2 separate regions of the Homo sapiens genome follow, and region 1 is linked to region 2. Evidence: chromatin loops called from intact Hi-C (ENCODE). Cell type or tissue: GM12878. All regions are shown on one strand.

The links. Peaks named below come from ENCODE experiments on the same cell type or tissue, not always from the same donor. Only the 100,000 strongest peaks of a DNase experiment are listed, where the experiment ranks them.
Region 1: it touches region 2 in a loop (2.3-fold over the local background); 3 of 110 quality-filtered maps call a loop at or near these places.

Annotation. Positions count from the first base shown.
Region 1 is chr15:38,174,960-38,177,459 of GRCh38, reverse strand. No RefSeq gene overlaps it. Among named protein-coding and RNA genes, the nearest start is that of SPRED1, 77 kb to the left of the region's middle. In GM12878, no CTCF peak of the experiment used is centred here; a DNase peak (open chromatin) is centred at 1,059.
Region 2 is chr15:38,002,102-38,004,601 of GRCh38, reverse strand. It overlaps a transcript of TMCO5A not described here. Among named protein-coding and RNA genes, the nearest start is that of LINC02345, 37 kb to the left of the region's middle. In GM12878, a CTCF peak has its summit at 1,513 (motif pointing left); a DNase peak (open chromatin) is centred at 1,471.

The DNA.
Region 1 (2,500 bases), 170 kb before region 2:
AAATTTGTAGTTTTCTAGACTTTGCTGTACAAAGGAGAGTACACTGGGAGGAGATGAGAACAAAGACAGAACGCAGATCAATTATCAATCATACTAGGTGAAAATGAGATGGGAATAGGAGAGTCAGATGGAGAGAATAGTATGTACAAAAAAAAAAGTAAAATAACATGGAGATTGTGAGGAATTTCTGAGATGGCTGGATGGGGAAACAACAAAAGATGAATTGAGAGAGAAATATTGTCTAGATAATGAGAATGAGCTGGGAGGGAGTGGTGGAGAAGGGGATTATGAAATTTAGGCACACCAGGAAAGAGGATATTGCATTAATTAAGGTGAGTGACAATACTGGCTCAGACTAAGACAATAGTGATAGAAACAGAAGAGACAATTTAGAGAGAGAGTTAAAATATCATGATCATTTTTATTATATACTTTTTTCTTTATGGCAATTTTTCTTTAGGAATGCCTCCTTTGTTCTAGTTTTTTGTTTGTTTTAACATAAGGCTTGTAGAATGTGTTTTTCCAGTCCATGGCAATTCTCCACTAAGCATGGGCAAAACTTGTGGTCAGTGTTGTTTCTATTTTCATGTAGTTTCATATGTTGGTTGCCTTCCCAGTTAGAGAAGACACTTAAAGAGCAGAGATTACATTTTTTACTTACTTGATGTAACATTTGAAAATTTTGACTAAGGCACATAGAATTAATAGATACATTTCCTGGAAAGGCTCCAGATCAAAATGTAAATTTTCAAAAATTGTTTTAAAACCAATTACAGGAGTCTTACAAGTCTTGCTTACATGGAGGGTCTAAAAAAGTAGGATGAAGAAAAGATCTTAAAGAGGATTTTTTTTGGAGAGAGCAGTGCTGAGATTCTAAATCTACCCAAGGGAGAAGGTTAAAGTACCTGCATCTCATTTCAAGCCTAGTGCAAGGGACTTATTAGGAGCACTCACTGAACCTGATATGAAATTAAGACACAGAGTAGACCAGTGTTTGCCTCCTGTTTGAGAAATCTAACAGGCATGAGACAGGCTGGTTTGCTTTAGATGGATGACCGGGGGAGTATGTGTGACTCATATCAAGGGACTCTCAGATGAGAAGTTCTCAGTGATGCGGTTCTTTCTAAGAATCCACAAAATAGCTTCTGAGAGTCAGTGTTATAAGAGCGTATGATGGTACTAATTAGGTGAGAGTTTTCTTGTCCCCCCTCAATTCGCCTCTTTTCAACACCATTTGACCTTGGAAGAAAAGATTTGAACCAGATTCACAAAATGGAAAAGGGGTGGTACAAGGAAAAGGGACTCCTCCTCCCCATCTGCCTATCCCTTCCTTACTTCCTACCTGCGGAAATTCTTACAGGGGAAGGGGGAAGAAGAAGTTTTCATTTCAAATCAGGTTTGAAGTTTTGATAATTGTCTATAATTGGGTACTCTTAATTATGAATTTGAGACTATGTTTGCAACTTGAAAGGACAGTTAGACTTCTGTTTACCTGAGAAGTTAGAGGAATTATGGGACTTTTGAGTTTCTATCTATGTTAGTGGAAGCAAGTTCCCCATTCATTAACCTTTAAAGGAAGAGGGGCAGACAATAAAAAGTTGCTTGGTGATTATACCCCTACCCTATTACTTCTGTTTGGTTACATACTGGTTAAACATTTTCATTCCCAGAGGCCCTGCTGATGAACTCCTGGATGGAGGTGGAAAAGGCAACATGGTTTGATATAAGGAGCTTTCTGCTACATCCTAGCTGTGCGACCTTATGAAACATACATAATTCTTATACGTCATGCTTTCTTAATCTACAAAATAAAGTGAATCCATAATGTCTGCCTTTTTTTATTTCACAGTATTGTTGGGGAGATCAAATAGGACAGCACACTTGAAAAGGTTTCCAAATTCCAACAGGTACTCAAAATCAATTAAATCGTTCATGATTGATTTACCTTGACTTAGAAGGCTCATGAAATATTTCCCTCTTCCCCATAGGGCAAGCCATACTAAATTCATAGCTAATAAGAACAGCTAAAGAAAAAAACAAACTCCAGAAGAGGATATTCCACAGAATCCTCCAGTGGCCCATTCCTATTTCTAACAGTGCCAGGATAATCTGTTCTGCCTGAGTATTCTTGATGCTTTATCGCCACTTACAAAAGCCATTGACGACTTAGCGCTAATGAAAGTTTTCTTCTCCAAATCATTTTTTCAGCACCTTCTCCAACATGCATGTTGAATTACTGGCCAATTACCTGGAAACTGAAGTGAGCCCAAGAGAGTCAGTGAATTATTAAGAAATCATTTACAGAAAGTAGTAATGCCAGTGGAGAAGGTTGATTGAAAGAGTGTCTTTATTTGTCTCATAAAAGGGCTAGGAAGGTAGAAGAGAGCATGAGGAGACTGGTAAGAAAGTTCTTCTAGGTCAAAAACAAGGAAAATAATATGACCTTCTCACAGATGACATCTGTCTGTGGTTATGGTATGGGATCTGCCTGACAAAGCCA
Region 2 (2,500 bases):
GGCCAGCCCTAGCCAGAGGAGAATCACTTATCCTGGCTGTTGGAACCTGAGTTCCAACAAGCTTCACCAGCACCACTGTTGGCTAAACTGCTGTGGGGTTCAAAATAAACTTGAAAGGCAGTCTAAGCCACAAGCACTGCAATTCCTGGGCAAATCTCAGTGCGGTGCTTGGCTCAGAGCCAGTGGACTTGGGGCACACATGACCAGATGGGGTGGCCAGGGGAAGGTCACCTCTCCTCCAACCCCAGGCAGCACAGGGAGAAACTTCTTCCTTCTGCTTGAGGAGAAGAGAGGGAAGAGTAAAGAGGACTTTGTCTTGGAACTTGGATATCCACTCAGCCATAGTAGAATGGGGCACCAGGCAGAGTCCTGAGGCCTCTTTTCTAGGCCCTAGCTCACAGATGACATTTCTAGACACACTCTGGGCTAGAAGGAAACCCGCTGTCTTGAAGGGAAGGACTCAGTCCTGGCAGAATTTATCACCTACTGATTAAGGAGCCCTTGGGTCCTGAATAATCAGCAGTAGCAACCAAGCAGTATTCACCTTGGGCCTTGGGTGAGACTCAGAGCCATGCTGGCTTCATGTGTGACCCAGCACATTCCCAGCTGTGGGCCTTACAAAAAGAGACTCCTTTTGCTTAAGGAAAGAAGAGGTAAGAAGAGTAAGGGGACTTGGTTTTGAAGCTTGGGTACCACCAGCTCTACTCAGCGGTGTAGAGCACCAAGTGGGCTCCTGGGGTTCCTGATTCCAGGCCTTGGCTCCTGGACAGCATTTCTCGATCCTTCCTGGGCCACAGAGGAGCCTATTTCCCTGAAAAGAGAATCCCAGGCCTGGTAACATGCACCACAAGCTGACTGAAGAGTCCTTGGGCCTTGAGTGAACATGGTGGTAGCCAGGTACTGTTTGTTGTGGGCCTGGGGCAGTGGTGACCATGGGGAGAGACTCATCTGCTTGAGAAAAGAGGAGGGAAGAGTGAGAAGGACTTTGTCTTAAAGCTTGGGTGCCAGCCCAGCAGTAGTAGAATAAAGCACCAAGTAGATCCCTAAGGTTCTTGACTCCAGGTCCTGGCTCCTGGATGACATCTCTGGACCCACACCCACCATGGGCCAAGGATAACTCACTGCATTGAAAGGAAGGACATGAGCTTGGCTAGATTTACCACCTGCTGGTTACAGAGCCCTTAGGCCTTGATGAACATAGGTGATAGCCAAGCAGTGGTAACTGCGGGCCTTGAGTGAGACCCCAGTGCTGGCTTTGGGTCTGACCCAGCACAATCCCAGTTGTGGTAGCCACAGGAGTGCTTCTGTCACTCCTCCCCTAGCTTCAAGTGGGGAGAGAGTGATGGGAGGAGACAGAGAGAGAGAGAGAGAGAGAGAGACTCTGTTTGGGAGAAAGTCAGGGAAGAGAACAAGGGTCTCTGCTGGATAATCCAGATAATTCTCTCAGGTCTCACTCAAGACATCAAGGAAGTACCTCTACAAGCCTGCAAGAGCCACAGCATCACTGGGCTTAGGGTGCCCCCTAATGCACATGCAACTGCAGTGACCAAAGACTTAGATCACAGTGCCCAAATCTCTTTGAAAAGGGACTCGGAAAGCCTTCCCAAGAAGGATGGGCACAAACAAGCTCAGACTGAGAAGACTATAATAAATACCTAACTCTTCAACATCCAGACACCCACAAACATCTACAAGCATCAAGACTACCCAGAAAATGGCTTCACCAAATGAATGAAATAAGCACCTGTGACCAGTACCAAAGACACAGAGATATGTGACCTTTCAGACAGAGAACTCAAAATAGCTGTTTTGAGGAGTCTCAACAAAATTTGAGATAACACAGAGAGAGAATTCAGAATCCTATCAGATGAAATTAATGAAGAGATTGAAATAATTTTAAAAAAAGAATCAAGCAGAAATTCTGGAGCTGAAAAATACAATTGACATACTAAAGAACACATCAGAGCCTCTTAACAGTAGACTTGATCAAGCAGAAGAATTAGTGAGCTTGAAGACAGGCTATTTGAAAATACACAACCAGAGAAGACAAAAGAAAAAAAAGAATAAAAAAGAATGAAGCATAAATGCAAGATCTAGAAAATAGTCTCAAAAGGGCAAACCTAAAAGTTATTGGCCTTAAAGAGGAAAGAGAGAGAGAGAAAGAGAGAGAGAGATACCAGGGTGGAAAGTATATTTAAAGAGAAAATAACAGAACTTCCCAAACCTAGGGAAAGATATCAATATTTAAGTACAAGAAGGTGATAGAACACCAAGCAGATATAATCCAAATGAGACTACCTCAAGACATTTAATAATCAAGCTCCCAAAGGTCAATGATAAAGAAAGCAGCAAGAGAAAAGAAATAAGTAACATGCAGAAGGAAAAAAAAAAAACCTTTTATCCTAAAGTAGCATACCCTGTGAAAATATCCTTCAAACATGAAGGAGAAATAAAGACTTTCCCAGACAAACAAAAGTTGAGGGATTTCATCAATACTAGA